2 separate regions of the Mus musculus genome follow, and region 2 is linked to region 1. Evidence: chromatin loops called from intact Hi-C (ENCODE). Cell type or tissue: heart. All regions are shown on one strand. Links, peaks and the distances in the headings refer to the core of each region. The heading gives the core; the rest is flanking DNA.

Region 1 (7,414 bases), core at 1,692-4,191:
GTGTCCTAGCCAAACTTTCACATGCCTGAACAGTTCACAGATGATATAGATTTCAGGATTGGTCAACTCAAAACCCTGAATCTGAACCTGGGGTAGCAGCTGAGCTGGTCTGCCCAATGGCTCTCCCTTATCTGTACTACCAGGGATTGCCATGTCTTTTAATACAGTTTGGTATAAAGATTCCTGCTTCCCTTTCAGTTTATTGCCCTGTGGAATTCTATATTTTGCTGATTGTATCTCTGTAATATATTTTAAGAATATTGTGGTCCTCTGTGTATTGATATTTGTATATGATATCATACACTGGTACTTGGGCTTAGGGGCTTGCTGGTTGCTTGCTTGTTGGGCTTATGTTCACTGTTTTCAACAAGTGTATTTGTAAGAGGTACCATGAGTTTTCATCAGAAGCCTCTGATTCTAAATCCAGTTAGTTACTTGTTGCCATTAGTTGCCGTTGGACCTGATCTGAATACCTAAACAATTAGTTCCCTGGGATGGCTGATAATTCCTTACTTATTTGTCAACTGTAATACTCCTCCATAAGGAGAAATATGTGGTTACCCAGTAATACTATCTGTGTAGAAAACAAAACAAAACAGCCAAGTCTTAACCTTTATTTGCTAGCTATCAAAATAATGAATTGTGTCCCTAGAGTATTCCACAGACGATCGATTAGTTCTGTTGTCACATCTCATTAAAATAACCCTCAGGTCAGTCTTACAGCATCCGAGGTTTGGGACAAATCACAGGCTCTACAAATTGCCCTTGCCTTGTCATATTTGCATTACACGGGAAGCTCATGCGTGTTTACTTTCCAAGCTTTCATTGAATAGGTTTCTTCCTTCCTTCCTTCATCTCAAGGGTTCCTGTTCTTTATTGAAGAACTTACCCATCTATGTATATTTGATTCTCTCTTAGCTTGTCTCAGAGGTTAACCTATTTTTCATATTTCCACTTAGTGATTTGTTCATTCACTAAACAATACCTGTTAAAGTGCCAGCCAGCAGCCAGGTGCTGCCTTAAACTTAAACTTAAACAAAACGAAACAAAACAAAACAAAACAAAAACAACAACAACAACAACAACAAAACCCTCCTTTAGTCTTACGAGGGCATTCTACTCAAGACTATAAAAAAAAAATCACGAGAGGGAGTTTCAATGTCATCTTCTCATCTTCAAGTCCCTTTCTCCTCTACAGGGTGGGCACATCAGTTTGGGAATCTCTGAATTTTAACAGTGAACTTGTGTTTTGATTGGAAGTTGGCTGGAAGCTAAAATGCAGGAGGTGGAGAAAGAACTGTCCTCTGCAGTTGTGTGTGTAGTATGTACACATTTCTGCACATACCTGACGTGAAGAAGCAACAGAGACCGTGCGCTGAATGCTTTGGAGCTGACAACCAACTCCAACTTTTATTAATACTTAGTTTCTCTGGCTGTACCAGCATTTCTTTTTTTTTTTTTTTTTTTTTATTTTCTTTTTTTTTTCCATTTTTTATTAGGTATTTAACTCATTTACATTTCCAATGCTATACCAAAAGTCCCCCATATCCACCCACCCCCACTCCCCTGCCCACCCACTCCCCCTTTTTGGCCCTGGTATTCCCCTGTACTGGGGCATATAAAGTTTGCAAGTCCAATGGGCCTCTCTTTCCAGTGATGGCCAACTAGGCCATCTTTTGATATATATGCAGCTAGAGACAAGAGCTCCGGGGTACTGGTTAGCTCATAATGTTGTTCCACCTATAGGGTTGCAGATCCCTTTAGCTCCTTGGCTACTTTCTCTAGCTCCTCCATTGGGAGCCCTATGATCCATCCATTAGCTGACTGTGAGCATCCACTTCTGTGTTTGCTGGGCCCCGGCATAGTCTCACAAGAGACAGCTACATCTGCGTCCTTTCAATAAAATCTTGCTAGTGTATGCAATGGTGTCAGCGTTTGGATGCTGATTATGGGGTGGATCCCTGGCTATGGCAGTCTCTACATGGTCCATCCTTTCATCTCAGCTCCAAACTCCGTCTCTGTAACTCCTTCCATGGGTGTTTTGTTCCCAAATCTAAGGAGGGGCATAGTGTCCACACTTCAGTCTTCATTCTCCTTGAGTTTCATGTGTTTAGCAAATTATATCTTATATCTTGGGTATCCTAGGTTTGGGGCTAATATCCACTTATCAGTGAATACATATTGTGTGAGTTTCTTTGTGAATGTGTTACCTCACTCAGGATGATGCCCTCCAGGTCCATCCATTTGGCTAGGAATTTCATAAATTCATTCTTTTTAATAGCTGAGTAGTACTCCATTGTGTAGATGTACCACATTTTCTGTATCCATTCCTCTGTTGAGGGGCATCTAGGTTCTTTCCAGCTTCTGGCTATTATAAATAAGGCTGCTATGAACATAGTGGAGCATGTGTCCTTCTTACCTGTTGGGACATCTTCTGGATATATGCCCAGGAGAGGTATTGCTGGATCCTCCGGTAGTACTATGTCCAGTTTTCTGAGGAACCGCCAGACTGATTTCCAGAGTGGTTTGTACCAGCATTTCTTAACATGATGCTCTCTGAATCTCCTGTATACTGTATCAAAACTGTTGACAAAAGACTCAGTATAAATACACCAATATCTCTGCATTCTGTGAACTAGGGTTTTTAAATGGGCTTTTGGAGTGATTCTAATATGTAGGCAGTATTTCAAACAGGAGCCTCAATTAAGGTGAGGATAATCAGATGAAAGAAATTCTCTGACCTTGTCACTAGAGGGCAGCACGACCCTAAAATTCATTTATTTTTCAGCATTTAAAATCCATTTTCCAACTTTGATAAAACTTTGATTTTGTTCCAGAGTAATATAAGCTTTACAGTTATGTTATAGTTTTATAAATTTTTAAGTAACAAAGCTTTTTATTATAGATTCTGGTTATAATATAGAAATTGTAAGATTTTTTTTTTTTAATAAAATTTTGAAACTAGCTTTCATGAAAGAAACCCAGGCTGGCCACAAAGCCTCCATGTAGCCAGACTGGACTTAAACTCCTTATAATCTTTCTTCACCTTCCCAAGTGCTAGAATTTCAGGTTAAAAAATTTCTAATTTGGAAAATTGCATATTATAATTTAAGAAATTTTGTGAGCTATTAGCGTGACTCGTGTGCTATCCCGGGAGCTCAAAGAACAAAACCTAGTAAGTCAAGAAAGAATATATCAAGATGTTTCATAGTCCTGTACCTGGAGTGTGAACAGAAAACAAATGGTTACTTATTAATCAGATTCAGTAGATGGAAGATTCTTGATCCAAACCTTCTCATGTATTTGAAACATACAGAAAATGCATATTTTAAAAAGCCTGACTTCATTGATATGAGTAGGATCCCTAAAATAAAAAGAGTTTAGTTCTCCTGAAAAAGATTAGATTAGATCTAAAGTAGCTGTGATTCTTAGAAAAGAGGCTGCAACTGGACAGAAGAGTTTGAGATGGTTTTTATTGAATTTATGCCAACAAATGGATTGTCCTTCCCGCTTACCGCGTTTGCTGTGGATAGATAATGTTTAATAATATTTTTACTAATTTGTTGAGAATGTTATAAAATGTATCTATCAAAATACATTGTGTGAAAATATGATGTTGAAAGTGGAATATCCTCTAAAAACTGAAAAATTCCCAAAACAGGAGTGTAAAAGGGTCTCACTGTGCTGAGACCAATGATTTTTTTCCCCTCTTAGCGTTCCCCTCTTTGAAATAATTTTTTTCTGTATCTTTCTGTAAGTTTGAGTTCTGAGTAAATCTCATAGCCTGAAAGGTGAACACAGCAGAAAACAAAAAATGAAAACACTTATCTTACTCATATACATGTATTGACCATTTTGTAGACAGAAACCACCCCCAATCACATGTGTACATCCTATGGCCACTAACATTTGATTCTGATAAAATAATGCCTTCATTAAAGTTGTCTTCCTTTCCTGCTAAGGATCAAACTCTGGGCCTTGTCTCTTCTGGGTAAGCCCTGAGCAACATCTCTTGCTGACCTAAAAGTTCAGTGCCAGCCACAGAGAACACGGACAACCTAAGTCCAGCTCATATACATCATAATGTTTTGATTGAAGTCACACAAGAGACAAGACAACCCTTGGACTAGACAAACAGCTTTGTACCCACATTTATTTAGTAGCGAGTTGCCTAAAGCATATAAAAGCAGACAGCAAAGACAGCATTCCCCCTCTTAGGAATAATTTTTACTCTTGGCCAAAATGACTTGGTACTGGATCTCTATGGGGGAATGCTTCTCACTGCTAATGATGCCAAGATGTCTGTGTACACATGGCACTCATGCATTAGCGAGATACAATTCAGAGTTAATCGAACGCTCGGGAGTCTTCCTTATAAGGATACAAGAAAAACGAGGATTCCTAATGCCACTTTGGGAACACTGTTGCCCAAGCCTTCTGGACTTCTTTCCTATAGTCATGGGAACTATTTGGTCATTTCACTTTAATGTGTAAGAGTCAAGTGACAGCCTAGTTGCTTCGCCATAGGCCGGCAAGCGTAGGATGGAAAACAATTTCAACACTGGCCACCTGGACTCCTGCCCTGAGCCGCGCATTTGTTGTTCATGCATGGACTTTTGGCTAGCTTCTCTGTCAACCATCTGTTGAAAGGGGCATTGTGCCTGCTCAAATGGGACGATGCCACTATTTCTTCCAAGAGTCTCTTGCAAAACAAAACAAACAAACAAACAAACAATGTGTTTTCACAAACTTGCCAAAGTTCCAATCACATTTACCAACTGGGTTTGTAATTTTTGAATATGTCTTTACACTGTTTGTTTTCTTTAAGTCATTACTAAACTTACTTACTTATTCTCCCAGAACACTTTTGGGTTCACAATAAAACTGGGAGGAAAGTACAGAGATATTCCATATATTTGCTGCCCCCATATGTACCTTGGAAAATTCTGATTAAGAAATACTGATCTTTGTGTCTTCATAGACAAAGGGTGACATTCTCCAAAATATGACTCCAGTCTTGATGTCCCTGTGGCACGCAATGACAGTAAATCTGCCTTTTCTGTGACTGGATGCTGGCTATATATGTAGTCACAACTTTCTCCTTTAATATGACCTGAGAAAATGGAGACTACACCTGTCGTCCTGTTAGCTTCAGTGCTACATATGTCTCATCAGTTTCCAGAGATTGCAATATTTGATTTGGAAATCATTGACTACAGTGGCAGCTCGTGTGATCCCTAGTTATCATTAGCAAAGCTGAATGGCACGGAGGCTTCCGGTGTGATGGCTTATTTGTTTATGGGATGCCCAAGAGTCATTTCGCAGAACCTTCAGCCAGACCTTTGTACTTTGGACCCTCAGTACCCCTTTAAGTTTGTCATCTCCCTCTTGAGAGTCAGAACATGTTTTCCCCCAGATTCCTCAGCATCACAGGGTAGAAATTGAGCTTGTTTCCTGGTCTCTGTCGTGTCTCATCTTTCCACCAGAGAGCTAGCTCTCCATGCTTGGCAGCCAAGTTGTGTATCCTTCTCTCTTTGACTGAGGATCATTCCACATTTTGACATCTAGAGTTGAAAACCAAACCATTTAGGAATCAAGCCTAACAAAGCCAGCAGATATTGTCTGAGTGAGCTCTCACTACCAAATCACATGTTTATATACAAAGACTTGTATACAAAGACCAGATTTTATCACTTCTAAGTCTCCTACAAAATTCTAGACAGAAAAATAATAATAGTAATAATTTCTCCTTTCTCCTCTCCTCTCCTCTCCTCTCCTCTCCTCTCCTCTCCTCTCCTCTCCTCTCCTCTCCTCTCCTCTCCTCTCCTCTCCTCTCCTCTTCCCTTCTCTTCTCTTTCCTCCCTTCCTTTCTTTCTTTGGTCGGTTTACTGCTGTTATTTGCTGTTGTTTTTGAGACATGGTTTGGGTCTCTCTATGTAGCCCTGGCTGGCCTCAAACTCACAGAGATCGACATTCCTCTGCTTCCCAGGTGCTGGCATTAAAGTCACGCAGCACTATGCATGACCAAGCAGTGATTTCTTAACTGAGACTAACACTAAATGAAATATGTAAAATTATACTCTCCTTTAAAAGAGTAACATATGTATGACACCACCATCATATTCAAGATTAAATGAATACTAGTAGTTAGATGCTATATAGGAAATGGAGTTCGTAATTTTTCCAAAGGACTACAACAAGCCATAAACCATCTGACATGAGCCACATAGGAGCGTGGGTAGCATTAGTACATTTATCAAAGAGACACCAAAAGAAGTCTCTTCTCCCTTCTACAATGCAATATTACAAAGATGTAACACGGTCTACGAACCAGGAAGTGCTGCCTTCTGTTTACCACTCTAGTGGTAAACATTAACCTGGGAGAGCAGAACTGATAAATGAGGCAGACTAAAGTCTCATGAAATCACCAACTTTATTCAGAGAATCAGACAGTTGATACTCTGACGGAAGAAGAGTCATCTGAGTGAAGTATACAATCAGAAGGACAATCCACATGTGGCAAAATTGTGTTTTTCCCATAGAGGCATTTGAATAACAACAGCTGAAGTAAAGGCACCCGGGAGAAGCAGGAAAACATATTCCAAGAACAATTCTGTGCTATTTGAAAAAACTGCTCCTGAGACTCTTGTCTTGTTTTCTTGGCGTTTTCTCACAAGCACTCCAGAATTCCCCTCCCATGACTCCATTCTTGGACTATATTCTGACAATCCTCAACCAACTTCTCTGGGTGAATTGAACTTCTCAGCTTCTAGAACCAAGCAGCAAATGTTTGTCATTTAAAACCACATTGCTCGGGGTATTGTATTATAAGATCCTAAAATGAATTAAGACACTGCCCAAGGATGAATGAAGTACAATTTGAATTCATCACAGTAGAAGAGACCTTAAAAAGATTGACAGCTGATGGCGAGACTGGAGTACTGTAGTCTATGGTGGGATTTGTCTTTGAATGAACTCTGTGCATATCTTATGCATCTTTCCTTTCCCAAGTCTGAACTTTGTGTATAAGAGAGCACAGGGAAAAGTAAGAGAAAGGGGTTTAGTGTGATGGTTTATGGATGAAAATACTAAGATTTGGCCATAAGACTTTAATATCTAAATACCTAATATGTTGGTATAAGTAGGAATGATCCTCAAAGATTTATGAATTTGAATGCTTGGCCATAGGAAGTGGCACTGTGAGGAGGTATGGTCTTATTGCAGGAGGTGTGACATTTTAAAAAATTTTTAATTGGTTATTTTAATTATTTATATTGCAAATATTATCCCCCTTGCCAGTTTCTTCTCTTCAAATCACCTATCCCATCCTCCTTGCTGCTATGTGAGTGCTCCCACACACACCCACCCCTCCTCCTGAATTACCACCTTAGCATTCCCCTACACTGGCTTGGTG
Region 2 (7,414 bases), core at 1,712-4,211, 150 kb after region 1:
AGCTGGGCAGTGGTGGCCCACGCCTTTAATCCCAGCACTTGGGAGGCAGAGGCAGGAGGATTTCTGAGTTCAAGGCCAGCCTGATCTACAAAGTGAGTTCCAGGACAGCCAGGGCTACACAGAGAAACCCTGTCTCGAAAAAACAAAATCAAAAAAAAAAAAAAAAAATAGAGAGAGTAAGAGTTGGATGCCATGAGATTATGCATGGCCAGGTAATGAATATTTTGAAGGAAAAGAAAAAGAATTTTTTAAAACCAAGCTTTAAATTGGCCATCCTATGACACAGAGAGAGGACTACATTTCCTACACTAGAAAGCCCTTGCTTCATTTTTTTCTTCACATGGAGAACCAAAGATCAAAATCAAGTTAGAGTTGTTATCAGGTGTGATGGTTAATTCTGAGCCTCAACTTTGCTGGGTTAAGGTTCCCAACTATTTGTTCAAATATTTTAGATGTTTGTATGAAGTTATTTTTAGATTTGCATGTTAATCAGTAGGTTATAAGTGAATGCCCACCAAACGTTAATGTAGGTGGGCCACATCTTAGGTGGAAGGCTTTCCTGTAACATGACTAACTTCCACTGCTGTAACGTTAATTCCCCTCTGAGTCCATAGCAGGTTTTAAGACTAGGGAGAGTCTACAAGCGCTTAAGCCAGCTCCTTTAAAAAAAAAAAATCTCTGTCTCTCTATCTCTCTGTCTCTCTGTGTCTCTTTATCTTTGTCTCTCTCGGTCCCTCTGACTGTGTATGTCGCTCTTTTTTCCCTCCTTCTTTCTCTCTCTGTCTCTCTCCCTGTCTTTCTCTCTCATTCCCTTTCTCCCCACCTCCCAGTTGTGTCCCCTGCTCCTGATTCTATCATTTCCAAACCTATAACCTATCAACTCCTCATCTCGTCTTCCTGCCTTTGAAAGCAAGCGGTGCCCTTGCTACATGCTGGTGACTCTCTCCCCACCCCACCCCCACAACATAGAATTGTTACTAATTATTTGGGAATTTCATACAATGTGTCCGCATCACACTTTAGCAGAGGCATGGGGAAGGACTCAGTTTCCTTTAAGGCGCTGGCCACTGGAAGTTTGACCATGCTCCAATGAGTACATGGGCCACGCATATTCCTAGTGATTCGTGCCCTTAGACGCATGTCTATTTCCTTGTAGGTCTTTTGATGACCTAATTTAAAAAGCTATTCCCTCTTTTGCACATCATGATTGTAACTTATCTATTTGCTGTTTTAGCTGAATATACATTCACACTCAAGTTTCTTTCATCCTAAAACCACCTTACTATAACCTCTCTTGCAACATGAGTTAGCACTGTAACTATCCACCCTTTCCAACAAGGCTTTACTTCCGAACCTCCCATTCAAATATCCAACAACCACATGCTAACCAGGGTTTCAAAACATCAATAACAAGCATTTGAAAAACATAAAAATAAATAATCTATTATGGGTCAGAATCACAGTGCTGACTATTTTATCTGAAACTTTTCATTCAGTTTTTAATCATAGGATATGAATTAGAAGTGATCATTTGACACCATCATTTGTAATAGAAAATGAAGACTCAAAAACATTGGATAATTCCTGTTAGCTAACAGAGTCTGGCTCCTGTCCCTGCTCTGTGTACACTTTCCACAGCCCTTCCTCACATCCCTGACTTTAGATCTGCTTCGGTTCTATTTCCTCCCTTTACTCCCTATGGGAACCCGGAGTCTATCTTATACCAGTGACTAATCGTCGTTCCCTGATATGTACAGCAGGCAGCAAAACAGCTCCAGAGATTCTACTCTGAAGTCATCACACTGGTTTGGGGCAGACTGCCTGATAGCACAGGGGTATGAACTATGGCCACTTCACAGAATCATTCCCTGAGGGAGGTAAAGGGTGCTCCTGTACCAGCACTGAACCATCCAAGTGACTCACCAGAGGGAAGGAAAGAAAGCAGAGCTGCACATGGGGTCCCTCCCTCTACATTCTGCAAGGAATGCAATGAGAAAAAAAGACCCAGAGACAAGGGGTGCCACAGCAGAAGATGGGAAGGCAGCCTAAGAATTTAATGTTGTAAAGAGAGCTTGTGACCCTACTTCCGAGGAAGCTAACTCACATTCTACAACAACCTGATGGGTTACAACAGCAGTTTCAGCACTGTGTAAAGAAATGTTGCCCACCTCATTGTGGCACACCAAGGTTCCACACTCCCCTTATGCTATCCTGGGGCATGGGCTGATTCTCATGAATTCTCTCAGTTTCAAAGAATCCCTGGTCGTTTCTTGTAACGGGCTTACCATTTAACAAGTCCTCCCCATGTCTAAAGGAGTAGTTACAGTGACAACATCAGGGATCTTTCCTAACCTGTAATAGGATATTTTGAGCAAACATTAAATCATATGTGATAGACAGGCATCCTTAAAAATAGGCAAGGTTGGGGCTGGCAAGATAGCTCACATGTAAAAGTGATTGCTGCCAAGTCTGATGACCTGGGTTCAATTCCTGGAATCAAATGATGCAAGGAGAGAACTGACTCCCACAAGCTACCTATCCGCTGACCTCCATGTGTGTCCAGGACACACACACATACCCATACACATACATAATAAATAAGCAAATAACTAAATGCCAAAGACCATTTGATCTATAAACCATGGACTTCGGTATACTTATTTGACTCCATTTGGATTCCACATTCCTCTTAGAATCTAAAGTGTGTCTTCTGGTGACCTCCAAGGAGGTAGTTGAGATACCATCCCTGCCTTAGTGGCTTCTCCCACAGAAGCCATGATACTCCCAACCCAGAGCTTTGAGGCACCATTTCCCCTCACTTATGTGAAGAGGCTGTGAAAAACATTCTCTTAGAAAAGCAGGGTTGGGTTACAACAGCTGGTAGCTATTCTCTGCAGAAAGGCTGCAGGCTAATGGGCAATTATGGGTTAACTGTGTAGCCCGGCTCATTATACACTGAGCCAGGAGACACAATGCTTTAGCTAGAGGATGATTCTCATGGTGGGAATTACAGAACCTGGCAAGACAGCAGAGAGATATTTTGAGGCAGGCAGGCTTTCCAACACCCGAAATAACAGCCAGTAGGAGGCTGCCTACGTGGGCCTACAGAAGGTCAAGCTACCCCTGCTCTGTCAGCAGGAGCCCTTTGAATCATCTCAACACTTTCCTCTTAGCCAAATCTATCCATCCCTACCCCCCCCCCATTCTGTCCTTCACGGGCTCTAAAGCTATCTTTGAAATGGAGCAGCAACCAGGAATTCTTTATGTGGTTTAGATTTGATGGAGAACATCAAATGGAGAAGACACAAGTTACTGGGGAGCCAATAACCTCCTCAGACTCACAGAACTGAAAGTTCAATGCAGGAGGAGCTTAGCAAGCCAGCTATAACTCACACTGCCATAATTGCTTCCATGAACCTCAAAGGTCCAGGGACACCCATCTGTTCCTTAAACTGCCTACCACTCCCTCTCCCTGAAAGTCAGAGCAGTATGACAGCCATCCACACATGGGATTCCACTCCCACCACTCACTTTCCACCCCAGCTAGAGGCTCCTAGCACAGTGCACCAAGCACAGATTCCCTGGATTCCCCACAGCATAGCAGCTTGTTGTCAGAGATGCCTTGCATGGTTCCTGCAGGGTATATTTTCATTTAGTCTGCATGTTTGGCACACTCCACCCATAAACAGAAGCCCAATATACAAATAGATAACATAACTGATTTACTCCAAGCGTTGAAAATGTTTAATCAACTAATAGTGGTAATAAACCATCTCACAGGAAAAACCAAGTGGCCCAGCCTGGGACTTCAAGTCAAGCTGAAAATGCATATAGGCATTTAGGGTTACTGAAGGGTGCACATGAGAACTATGCAAACTGTGGGAGTCCCTTTTGATATTTACATTTGTTCATATTTCTGAGTAACGTTGAAGAACGGTGGATCAGCAGCTCTCCCTGACAGAAGTAAAAAACCATTCACCCATCCCAGTATCAAGTTTCCTGCAGCCCCCATAGCTAGATTAAATAAACTATCTGGGTGTGGGCATCCAGGCAGCAGCCACACACATCTTCAATCCTGGAAATGTCTAAGGAAGAACCATTCCAAAAGCACCCCCCACCATCACCACAAAAAAGTGTCAGTTAAAACACAAGTAGCATATGGTGAAATAAAATTTCAAGTATTTCATTCAAATAATTCAAGACCACAAGAGCTTATGACATGGCCACTTAAGAATGCTGTAGTACTTAGTCATTCATTCACCATCCAAATTCATTTACCAGACTAGAAGCTCCCAAAGAGTTAGGACTTTTTTTTCCTGTAGCTAATATCTCAGCTGCTGTCTACTACTATATAACAATCATTTAAAAACATAGTATCTGAGCTGTCCAGCATACACTTAATAATCAAGTAATGAAGAGCACAGGGTCTTCTTTTAGTCTACACTTTGCCCCCTGGTAATTATACAATTCACTTCTAATTGATCCCCCCATTTGAAGTGGTATGCAAATATCTTGATTTCATCTTCCATGAATTTGGTCTTTGGCAAAGTACTTTTAATTTAAATCAGAAAACATAGCCCCAAGCGGTGGTGGCGCACACCTTTAATCCCAGCACTTGGGAGGCAGAGGCAGGCAGATTTCTGAGTTCAAGGCCAGCCTGGTCTACACAGTGAGTTCCAGGACAGCCAGGGCTACACAGAGAAACCCTGCCTCGAAAAAAAAAAAAAAAAAAAGAAGAAGAAGAAGATAAAGGAGGAGGAGAAGAAGAAGTGGAAGAAGAAGAAGAGGAGGAGGAGGAAAGGAGAGGAGAGGAGAGGAGAGGAGAGGAGAGGAGAGGAGAGGAGAGGAGAGGAGAGGAGAGGAGAGAAGAGAAAAGATACAACTTTGAGCTTCTACCAAAACCCTCTGTATTAGCAGAACCTATGAGGAGATGAAAAACCAATCTTTGGGTTAATGATGTATTTTCAGAGGGCAAATTATCTAAATACATTTCTATAGGAAAAAAAAACATTTTCTCTCTGCTATAGTTAACACTGTTTTAATTCTTTTAAACATAAAAAGACATACATATATGTCTTCAAATAAAATATTTTTATAAATCAACTGTAATTGTTTTAAAAACAATGCATTATAGATTAACTAACAAAAGAAAATAGATAATAGATTAAAATAAATGTTTATTTGACTTAGCTTACTCTCTAGGACACTGTTTACAACAACAATGGCATATTGCTGATGCCTGACACCTCTTGGAATTTTCAGTATCTAGAAAGCCAAATGCTAGCAGTGATGAAAAACCATGGGAATTCCAAGTGCTTTTAAGGCTTTGTAAGATAGCTTGATAGTTTCATACAAACACAAATAGACATAGCCTTAATCTGATCTAGAAATTATGTTCCTGGATATTGCTCAATTAATTTGAAAATATTGTATATAAATTGTATAGTAGCTGCCTTTGTAGCCTCAAAAAAAAAAGAAAGAAAGAAAAAGAAAAAAGAAACCTGAAAATAGCCAAGATGTGTTTCCACAGATGAATGAATCAACAAATTGTAATACATGCGTAAAATAGCATATTTTACTCAATGATAAAAAGAAATGATCAACCCACGAAAAATACATGTATACAATTAAATGTAAACACACATCTGCAAAGCCTGCACATTGTTTGACTCTACCTATAAAGTAAGCTGGCAAAGTGCAAGCTCCTCAAGGATTTGAAGCTAGTTATGGTGGTGCACATCTGCAACCCCAGCATTCAAGACATGGGCCAGCCTACCATTGTGGGACCATGAAAGGTAGCCTGGTTCCCAGTTGAGTAAGTAAGACTGGGAACCTTAAGGAGATGGTAAGTGTTTCACCTGTTCCTGGGCACCAGGCCCCTGTCACTAGCTGCAGTCCTCCATAGATTTGTGGTCATCAGTCACATAAGGGCAACGCCCCAAGCCCCTCCACAAGTAGAGGACTTGACCTGTGGTCACATAGGCTCAAGACAGATCTCCATTTTAATGAGGTACCTAAAGGCCTGGAAGCTTAGCCAATAACTCCCCAACCCAAACACTCCTCCCTGAAAAGTGAAGTACGGTTTTAATTGTTTTAATTCTTTAAAACTATGGACTGCCTCTTTTCACCAGGATCTGCCATGGGGAGCAATGGAACAGGCCTTCACCTACAGAGCCACCTTGGCCTATAGAGCCTCCATCTAATCTCGGGTAGAAGGGCTCTCTGAACTCCCACCAGGATGCCCAGAGCCAGCTCAGACAGTCCTGCATGTCAGACTATGCTTTCCCACTCTCAGAGCCATGTCCCAGGGCTGCCCTATGGCCTAACACCTGCCCAGCGACAGCGTGGTGAGGTAAGCAAGGTCAAAACTTCCCACGTCCTGCCTCCTCGAGCTGCCCAGCCCTGTGTCAGAGCAGACAGTGGGACCCACAACGCACATACCATATGCCGCAGGATCCTAAATTCAAGGGAATATGTGATTTAGACGTAGTTGACTATGTAAAGCACTGGTGAAGAATTCCCAGTAACTTTTATAGATACTCTTAAATCAAGGCCTGGAGCACAACTCCCCACTCCTTAACCACAGGTTCCACAGAGTGACATTCTTACAAATAGCACAGCACAGAAAGGGATAAAATGAACAACTCCCCCGGGGAGAAAACTGAAAATCAAGCATCAGCTAGATGCCTGGAATCTGTTCCATTAATTGTGTTGGAAGTGTGTATAGTTTTTGTAATAAAAGAAAGACGCTTTACCTTTCATTCCAAAATATATAACCTCATTTTAACATGAAAAATTCCAATATGGAAAAGCCCACATTTACATGACAAGTTCCCTGCAACCCATCAAGGTTATCTCACACATAAAAGAAATCTAAAAAGCTGTTACGGCCAAGAAGTGCCTAAGACAACATAATTACTAAGTGTGCTGAGATAGCATGGAGATTGAAACAACAACAACAAAAAAGTGCCAGAAAAGTTGAACATATGAGGTTTAATTAATAGAAATGAACCAATATTGATACATTAACTAGTGTAAAATACTTAGAGTAAGGGGAACGGTGTTGCAATATACAGATAACCTAGGATCCTATAAATCTAAAACTGATCTAAAAATTACATTTTAAAAAATTCTTACTCTGTAACAAAAACATGGCAAAAAAGTTACATGCAAAGTAACATGATGCATTAATGTTGTTCAGAACATATTTACCCTTAAAAAGCTGGTTGGATGTGATAATTTCATGCATCGACTTGACTGGACCATGAAGGGCCTGGGTACTTGATCCAATTTTATGGTGAGTGTGTCTATGAGACCTTGTGTGACTAAGATGATGGATTAGTCACTGCATGTGAACAGCACACTGCCCTCTGTAGTGGGCAGAGTTCTCAAGGTCCTGAATAGAATGAAACTG

What was found. Peaks named below come from ENCODE experiments on the same cell type or tissue, not always from the same donor. Only the 100,000 strongest peaks of a DNase experiment are listed, where the experiment ranks them.
Region 2: it touches region 1 in a loop (2.1-fold over the local background); 2 of 42 quality-filtered maps call a loop at or near these places.

Annotation. Positions count from the first base shown.
Region 1 is chr10:51,789,513-51,796,926 of GRCm38, forward strand. No RefSeq gene overlaps it. Among named protein-coding and RNA genes, the nearest start is that of Gm23906, 95 kb to the right of the region's middle. In heart, for the core only: a CTCF peak has its summit at 2,746 (motif pointing right); no DNase peak of the experiment used is centred there.
Region 2 is chr10:51,942,876-51,950,289 of GRCm38, forward strand. No RefSeq gene overlaps it. Among named protein-coding and RNA genes, the nearest start is that of Gm40646, 24 kb to the right of the region's middle. In heart, for the core only: a CTCF peak has its summit at 3,065 (motif pointing right); a DNase peak (open chromatin) is centred at 3,086.